Regions from separate parts of the Homo sapiens genome. Here region 2 is linked to region 1. Evidence: chromatin loops called from intact Hi-C (ENCODE). Cell type or tissue: IMR-90. All regions are shown on one strand. Links, peaks and the distances in the headings refer to the core of each region. The heading gives the core; the rest is flanking DNA.

Evidence for each region. A loop is a pair of places that touch in the nucleus more often than their neighbours do. Peaks named below come from ENCODE experiments on the same cell type or tissue, not always from the same donor. Only the 100,000 strongest peaks of a DNase experiment are listed, where the experiment ranks them.
Region 2: a loop joins it to region 1, with 4 times the contacts of the local background. A loop is called at or near these places in 4 of 110 quality-filtered maps.

The regions. Positions count from the first base shown.
Region 1 is chr5:55,323,438-55,327,437 of GRCh38, reverse strand. MTREX (Mtr4 exosome RNA helicase) reads right to left here. Exons shown (of 27, transcript NM_015360.5): 3 at 3,240-3,306. All of the region lies in intron 1 of LOC124900979 (a long non-coding RNA gene), which reads left to right. Among named protein-coding and RNA genes, the nearest start is that of MTREX, 17 kb to the right of the region's middle. In IMR-90, for the core only: a CTCF peak has its summit at 2,427 (motif pointing left); no DNase peak of the experiment used is centred there.
Region 2 is chr5:56,188,036-56,193,715 of GRCh38, reverse strand. All of the region lies in intron 2 of ANKRD55 (ankyrin repeat domain 55), which reads left to right. It also overlaps the pseudogene C1GALT1P2. Among named protein-coding and RNA genes, the nearest start is that of ANKRD55, 42 kb to the left of the region's middle. In IMR-90, for the core only: no CTCF peak of the experiment used is centred there; a DNase peak (open chromatin) is centred at 3,015.

The DNA of each region.
Region 1 (4,000 bases), core at 1-4,000:
GAAACTACTACAAAACAGAAGAATAACAACACAGTGGGTAGAAAACAACATAGAACAGAAAGAGAAACTTTTGAATGCTCATATGCTGACAGGGAATGGCAATTAGAAAAAAAGAGACTCTAGAAATAGTTAAGGGAAAAGGAAATTAATAAAGTCTTTGTGCAGTGTGGCGATTCCTCAAGGATCTACAACTAGAAATACCATTTGACCCAGGATCCCATTACTGGGTATATACCCAAAGGATTATAAATCTTTCTACTACAAAGACACATGCATACGTATATTCATTGCAGCACTATTCACAATAGCAAAGACTTGGAACCAACCCAAATGTCCATCAGTGATAGACTGGATAAAGAAAATGTGGCACATATACACCATGGAATACTATGCAGCCATAAAAGTTGATGAGTTCATGTCCTTTGCAGGGATATGGATGAAGCTGGAAACTCATTCTCAGCAAACTATCACAACAACACAAAACCAAACACTGCCATGTTCTCACTCGTAAGTGGGAGTTGAACAATGAGAACACATGGACACAGGGCAGGGAACATCACAAACCGGGGCCTGTAGAGAGGTGGGGGGCTAGGGGAGGGATAGCATTAGGAGAAATACCTAATGAAGGCTGACAGGATGATGGGTGCAGCAAACCACCATGGCAGGTGTATACCCATGTAACAAAACTGCATGTTCTGCACATGTACCCCAGAACTTAAAGTATAATAATTAAAAATAAATAAATAAAGTCTTTGTGGAGATAGGATAAGACACAACCAAGAATACTGGCAGAACAACCATCCTTAGTCTGGAAGGGGAATGTGACACGTACAAATAGCCTTGGTGATGGAGGTTATAATCAGAGGACATTTCAACTTGATATCCTCAAGCCTGTGAAGAGGAAAAGTCACCCTGCTGAGAAAGTGGGAAGAAGTGACAGAAAGGTGGGCTTGAAGATAATCATGGAGCACAGAAGGGGCTTTTGACCTCCTGAGAATAGAGTTTGTATTTCTTTTTTCTTTTCTTTTTTCTTTTTTTGAGACAGAGTCTCACTCTGTCACCCAGGCTGGAGTACAGTGGCGTGATCTCAGCTCACTGCAACCTCCACCTCCCTGGTTCAAGCAATTCCCCTGCCTCAGCCTCCTGAGTAGCTGGGATTACAGGCACATGCCACCATGCCTGGTTAATTTTTTTTGTATTTTTAGTAGAGACGGGGTTTCACCATGCTGGCCAGACTGGTCTCAAACTCCTGACCTCAGGCAATCCGCCTGCCTCGCCCTCCCAAAGTGCTGGGATTATAGACGTGAGCCACTGTGCCCAGCCATGTTTATGTTTTTCCATCTTTTATAAGCCCAGATAACTGAATAGGGTCTAACATATCTTGAATAATCAAATGGACATCACACCTGTCAGACACTATGTACTACCTCTAAAGAAACATAAGAGACTTTCAGTAGAAAAATATTTTAAAAGATAAATTTCTAGAAATCATGTCCTTTGCAGTAACATGGATGCAGCTGGAGGCCATCATCCTGATTTAACGCAGAAACAGAAAATCAAATACCGCATATTCTCACTACGTTTAGTGAGAGCTAAACATAGGGTACACATGGACATAAAGATAAGAACAACAGACACTGAGGACTCCAACAGCAGGAAGTGAAGTGGGAAAGGGTTGAAAAACTATTTAATACCTACTGGGTAGTATGTTCACTATTTGGGTGACGGGTTCAACTGAAGCCCAAACCTCAGCATTACACGATATACCCATGTAACAAACCTGCACATGGCTAGGCACAGTGCCTCATGCCTGTAATCCCAGCACTTTGGGAGGCCAAGATGGCTGGATCACTTGAAGTCAGGAGTTTGAGACCAGCCTGACCAACATGGTGAAACCCAGTCTCTACTAAAAATAAAAAAAAAAATTAAAAAAAAAAAATTAGCCAAGCGTGGTGGCACGCACCTGTAATCCCAGCTGCTTGGGAGGCTGAGACAGAAGGATTGCTTGAGCCTGGGACGTGGAGGTTGCAGTGAGCCGAGATCACATCACTGCACTCCAGCCTGGATGACATAGTGAGACTCTTAAAAAAAAAAAAAACAAAAAAAAACCCCCCCAAAAAAACAACACTTGCATATATGTACCACCTCCTGAAAAAATCAAACTTGCATATGTACCACCTCCTGAATCTGAAGTTAAAAAAAAAAAAGATAAGGTTCTAAACCTACATTGAAAGTCTTTTTGTTAATTTGGATTACTCTGCTTATTCAACAGACTTTTAATGAGATTCTCCAATTACCTCTAAAAATAACTTGCTATAATGTTTATAATAAAAAATTTTGAGAAGGAAATAGTGTTATAGTTCCATCATGTCCCTAATGTGTATAAATTCTCACTTCTAAATGGATACAAGCTATCTCTGACCACCATCTTGTGGCAGAACAAAGAAACTGCAATTTATCAGTCATTGGAGCAAGACATGAAATAGCATGTAACCTTCAAAAATAGCACTGTTACTTAACTTTAGGAGTATGAATGCTCTAAACACCTACTCTGTGCTAGGTACTTTACCTAATTTACTTCTATAATCCTCACAACCACACCACAAGGTAGATCCCTTTATTGCAAATTTAAAAACTACAAAAAAACAATGTTTTTAAATAAACAAAGAGGTTAAGAAATTTACCCAAGATTGGCCCGGCGCAGTGGCTCATGCCTGTAATCCCAGCACTTTGGTAGGCTGAGGCAGGTGGATCACGAGGTCAGGAGTTTGAGACCAGCCTGGCCAACATAGTGAAACCCCATCTCTACTAAAAATACAAAAATTAGCCGGGCATGGTGGCGCACGCCTGTAATCCCAGCTACCCAGGAGGCTGAGGCAGGAGAATTGCTTGAACCCGGGAGGCGGAGGTTGCAGTAAGCCGAGATTGCGCCATTGCACTCCAGCCTGGTCGACAACAGCGAACCTCTGCCTTAAAAAAAAAAAAAAAAAAAAAAAAAAAAAAAAAAAAAAAAGTTAAAATAAGAAATTTACCCAAGATTATAGTTAAGAAAAATGCTGGGGGAGGATCTGAACCCAAGTTTAATTACAAAGCCCCAACTCTTCCACTAGGTACCCCATGGAAACTATTTATTGTTTCCAAGGTCCTCATGGCTAAACTGTTTGCTGATCATCATACTAGATAGTCCAAAGAAAAATCCCATTTGTAACACTAACCTTCTGTATGCTGTTTGTGCTTACCTCATGTGTACACCCTTCAACAGTTTCAACTGATTGTACCTTGACTCTGGGCATCAGGTCTGCCAAACTTAAAAAGAATTGTTTAAAGTTACACAAAAACAAATTACTTTTCTATAATTTGATAATAAGCCTCACATTGCACTGTTAAGGAAAATGACACTGTCCAATCATCAGTATTCCAAATAGGAAAAACTTTGGCTATTAAGAATACATAGAAATGTTTTCACATTATGCAAATATATGCTGAAAATTAAAAATGACCAGTTAACATCTTTTATTACAGATACAGAACAGACTGCCGAGTGATTATTCAAATAATTATGTCAGCTTAGTTCCAATAACTATTTTGAATAAAAAGTGCCTCTACCAAGCACTGTCACCACTTCAAAACATAAGCTGGTTATAAACCATTACACAATAGAAAGTATAAAGTAAACTAGCCCAATTCATTTGTTGCTATTATTTATAGAAGTGTTCCTGGCCAGGCACAGTGGCTCACACCTGTAATCCCAACACTTTGGGAGGCTGAAGTGGGTGGATCACTTGAGCCCAGGAGTTCAAGACCAGCTTGGGCAATACGGCAGAAACTCACTACAAAAAAACTCAAAAATTAGCATACGTGGTGGCACGCGCCTGTAGTCCCAGCTACTCAAGACATTGAGGCAGGAGAATCACCTGACCCTGGGGAGGCTGAGATGGCAGTGAGCTGTGATCACACCACTGCACTCCAGCCTGGGTGACAGAGTGAGACAATGTCTCAA
Region 2 (5,680 bases), core at 825-4,824, 870 kb before region 1:
GCTCTATGTCAGAAATGCAGAAGTCCTTCTTCAGGGCAATGCTAGACATTTTACCTTTGTTCATTCATGATTTTCTTTCAAGGGTTTCCTGACTTCACTTTTGTGCCTTCATTTTTGTTTGCTTGACTAATTTCCTTTAGTATATTTTCAGGTAAGGTAGCTTGATATCTGTATAAATAACCATATGGATGAAGATGATAAACGAGGTATTCTAACACATACACAGTTGTAAAATCAACATAGTGAAAAGAAACTGCAAGATCGGAACAGCAACCAGGACCCTCTACAGGAGGATAATAGTTGTAATTCCAGTACCAAAAGGTTCTAGGTAGATAACCTTTATTAAATGGTGTTCTGAAACAAAGGGATGAAAAGTTTCTTTTCCAGTGGGATCTCTGGAATCTCCTGCTTCTACATTTATAATTTCCATGCATCTCCCCAGTGCTAAGTCTTCAGTGGAGGAACTATGTGACACTTGTCTGTTTTAAATGCATCAAGAAATCTTTTCAAGGCTTTCTTTGCTTAGTAAATATCCTGCTCCTCCACTCATACAGCCCTGTTTTACAAAGGGCTTAAATCTTCTCCTAAAATAAATGTGTTCTTTAGAATCATATTTTGAAAGAAGCCATCTCAAATTATCTAGTATGAAATATGTGTCATCATCTGCTTTCAAAAACCAATCAGCATCTTCTAAATGATGTTCATGAACATACTGAAAAGGTTTAATTGTTTTCCAGTATAGCTCATCTCTGCCTGCTTTGGTTTTCAATCCCACAGCACGGAAGTCTTTATTTTCTTCTGAACTCATAAAAAATACTTTTAGACAACGCTGGGCCCATGTAGCTTTGACATGTTTGGCCTTTTTCTGTAGGTTTTGAGAGCCTGTCATAACCCAGCAAAGAATTTTAACTTGCTAATAGAGGTTTTCAGCGATGTCTGTGTTCTCATCTTTACGTTGGCTAGAATCTGCATTGAAGTTCATTTGTCCTCCTAGATGATTCTGTCCATTATCATCTGAATGCCTCGCATGAGGATCATTATGAAGAACATTAGTCTGGGTGTCACCCTCTTCTCCCAACAAAATACTAAGTAGCTGAGAAAATAAAATAAACCCTATTGCCGATCCATAGAGGAAGGTTAAAAAATTCAGCCAGGATTTAGAGGCCATCTCGGAAAGTGTATTTCTGTCATCGGCCGTGGCTCCCTCTTGCCCCTCCTGGGGGGCAGAGAGGGCGACGACATGGGACCGGCGACTTTTGCTTCTCTGGGCACCCGCAGAAGTGGCTCCTGGCCGCTAGCCGAGGCCGCCAACTGCCGCCCAGATCAGTCTCCGGCAGCAGCGGCAGAGTTTTAAATAAAATATAATCTGCGTGTCTTCACATGCTTCTTTCTTCCTATTTCTTCATGTTTCTTCCATTTTCTACCCTCAGAGTCTCTCACCCTGTGTGTATTCTGGAATCTCTCTTTATGCACCCGTACAGAAGTCTATCTGTTTAAAGCAGTGAGAGAGGCAAGACCATTCAAAACATGCTCCTCATGTAAGCAGTGTGGAAAGAAACATAGATGACAAATAGATGAGAAAGAGAGAGAGAGAGAGAGGAGCAATAGGAAGGAGACAAGGAAGGACTGAGGTATTGTTTGTTTATGTAGATCTTTTAGACATCTTAATAAGTGGGTTTCTGATTGTCAGTAGAAAAAAACTTTCCTGCTCTCATTTTAGATTCCATTAGGACCATCAGTCATACTTTTCTTTGTACTTGTTATTTCTACATCATGCTTCCTCATTTCTATAGAAATTCTCTGTACAGTTTCTAAGTTTGTGCCCAATTATTTGCATTGACCGCAACTTAGATTGGCTCTTTCTAAATAACTTCTAGGGAAGCTCCTTCATTTCCTATTTCCTTGTTGTGCTGTGGTTTAGTGTACATCGCAGGGCCAGAAGGAATTCTGAAGTACATGCTATTCTGCTTCACACGTCTTCCTTTTCCCCCTACACTGTGCTTCACTTTATGTCTAAATTCCTTCTAAACAGGTTTGGTGGTCATCTAGCCAAGAGAGGTCATCTTCAGTGACAGGAAGCTCACTACTTCTTGAGGTGACTCGGTCCATTTTTATAAGCTCTAATAATAATTAGAATACCTGTCTCTCTGTCACTCTCACCCACTGCTATTTCTAACTACTGGAGTCTCACACAGCAATTTAACCATAAAATTGTTTGCATAAAAGCCCTTCGAAAAACAACTCTATTTACAATAGTATGAGAAAGAATAAAATACTTAGGAATAACCAAGGAGGTAAAAGACTGGTACACTGAAAACTACAAAGCATTGCTGAAAGAAATTAAAGAAAACACCAGTAAATGGAAAGACATTTTATGTTCCATGAATTAGAAAACTTAATATTATTAAGATGCCAGTACTACACAAAGCAATCTACAGATTCAATATAATCTCTGTCAAAATCCCAATGATGTTTTCTACAGAAATAGAAAAATCATCCTAATATACATATTGAATTTCAGGAGACCCCAAAATAGCCAAAACAATCTTCAAAAAGAACAGTTGGAGGTTTCACACTTCCTGATTTCAAAACTTACTACAAAGCTACAGTAATGAAAACAGTGTGGTACTGGCATACAGACAGACATATAGATCAGTAGAATAGAACTGAAAGTCCAGAAATAATCCCATACATTTATGGTCAACTGATTTTCCACAAGAGTGCCAAGACCATTCAATAGGGAAAGAATAGTTGCTATGACTTGAATGTTCCCACTGAAAGTTGTGTTGAAATTTAACTGTCATTGTACCAGTATTAAGAGGTAGGCTTTTTAGAGGTGATTGGAGCACGAGGGCTCTGCTCTGATGAATTGATTAATACTGTTATATTAGGAGTGAGTTAGATATCTTCTGGCATGGGTGCCTGATAGAAACAATGAGTTTGGCCTGATTTCCTCTTCTGTCTCAGATGCTCGCTTCTGCCTTTCACCCTTCTGCCATGAGATCATCCTCACCACATGTTGGCATCATGCCCTTGGACTTCCTGGCCTCAAGAACCATGAGCCAAATAAGTTTATTTATAAATTACCCAGTCTATAGTATTGTGTTATAGCAGCAGGAAACAGACTAAGACAATAGTATTTTCAATGAATGATGTTGGAAAAACAGGATAGCCATGTGGAAAAAAATGTATTTGGACCCTTACTTTACACCATATATAAAAGTTAACTCAAAATGGATCAAAGACCCAAACATAAGACCTAAAACTGTAAAACTCATAGAAAAAAGCCTAGGGAAAAGCTTCATGACACTGGATTTGGCAATGATTTCTTGGCTATGACATCAAATGCACAGACAACAGAAGAAAAAATCAACAAATTAGACTACATCAAAATTAAAAGCTTTGTCATCAAAGGACACTATCAACAGAATGAAAAGGCAACCCACAGAATGAGAGAAAATATTTGCAAATCATATACCTGATAAAGGTTTAATATTCAGAATATATAAAGAACTCCTACAACCCAGCAACAAAAAGCCAAACAACTCAATTAAAAATGGGCAAAGGATTTGAATAGACATTTCTTGAAAGATATGCCTATAGCCAATAAGCACTTGGAAAAATGCTCACTGTCACTAATATTAGAGAAATGCAAATCAAAACCACAATGAAATACCACTTCACCATCATTAGGATGGCTATTATTTTTTTTAAAACCCAAACAACAAATAATAAGTGTTAGCAAGGATATGGGGAAATTGAAACTCTTGTGCACTTTGGTGGAAATACAAAATGGTGCAGCCGTTTGGAAGACAGTATGGTGGTTCCTTCAAAAATTAAAAATGGAATTATCACATGATCTAGCAATTCCACTTCTGAGTATATACCCAAAAGAATTAAAAGCAGGAATGCAAAAAGATTTGTAGACCCATGTTCACAGCAGCATTATTCACAATAGCCAAAAGATGGGAACAACGCAAGTGTCCACTGACAGGTAATGAATAAACAAAATGTGATGCATACATACAATTAAATATTATTAAATCTTAAAAAGGGAGATAATTCTGACACATTCTACAACATGGATGAACCTTGAGGACATTATGCTAAGTGAAATAAGCCAGTCACGAAAGGACAACGGTTATTGATTCCACATACATGAGGTGCCTTTAGTAGTCAAATTCATAGACAGAAAGCAGAATGGTGGTTTCCAGGGACTGGGGATGGGAAAGAATGGGAAGTTACAGTTTAATGAGTACAGAGATTTGGAAGATGAAAAGATGAGTTTTAGTGATGGTTACACAACAGTGTGAATGGACATAATGCAATTGAACTGTAAGTACACTTAAATGGTTAAAATTTTAAATTTTATGTATCTTTTACCACATTTTTTTTTTTTTTTTTTGAGACAGAGTCTCGCTCTGTTGCCCAGGCTGGAGTGCAGTGGCGCGATGTTGGCTCACTGCAAGCTCCGCCTCCCGGATTCACACCATTCTCCTGCCTCAGCCTCCTGCACAATTTTTTTAATTAAAAAAACTCTTTAACTATCTGAAGGCTACTATCATGACCCCTGGAATAATCTTCAGAGTAGACACATTTATCTCCTTCAACCATTCTTCACGTGACATGATTAAAGTCCATTCATACCTCCAGTCACTCACCTCTGAATGTTCTCCAGCCACTATACCCCTGTTTAATTGAGACCATAGACCTCAATATGACACTGACCAGTTAAGAATGGAAAAGGCCTATCACTGCCCTCAATATGGCTACTAGATTTGGTAATTCAGCCAGACTTCCTACTAATTTATTACAACGCTGTTTATTTCTATAGAGCTAATTTTCCAGCTAAAACTCCAAGTTCTTTTTTAAAACGTTTTATCAGTCAGAACTTTTTCAGTGATTAAAAAGAAAATCCAAACGAATACACAAAATCTATGTAAATTGACTTAAGCTGGAGGCATCACATTACTTGACTTCAAATTATACTACAAGGCTATAGTAACCAAAATAGCATGATACTGGCATAAAAACAGCCACGTAGACCAATGGAACAGAATTGAGATTCCAGAAACAAGTTCACACATTTACAGTCAACTCATTTTTAACAAAGGCACCAAGACATACATTTGGGAAAGGACAGTCTCGTCAATAAAAGGTGCTGGAAGACTGGATATCTATATGCAGAAGAATAAAACTAGACCCCTATCTCTCACCATATACAAAAGTCAAATCAAAATGGATTAAAGATTTAAATGTAAGACATGAAACTACCAGAAAACATTGGGGAAATGCTTCGGGAGATTGACCTAGGCTAAGATTTCTTTTTTCTTTTTCTTTTTTTTTGGTTGTAGGGGGGTGGCGGGGTTGCGGGGGCAGGGCAGAGAAAATATCTCCACCTTTCTCTGGTAAGAGAAAGATGTCACCAGGTGGCTTCCAGGTTCATGGGTGGTAGAATAAAGCAACAGTATTGTTCTCGACAACCCCAGTCAACATATCAAACGTATCATTGCTTTTCGTGGGCTCTAATTGGGTCACATCCCTGAATCCATCTCCATGGCCAGGATAATGCTAGTGCTGAGTGGCTTAGTTCTAAGCCACATGTTCTGCCCCTGACCAGGGATATAGCCAATTCCACTGAATCAGCCTGTGGGCTAGAAGAGGAGAGGAAGTAGTCCCT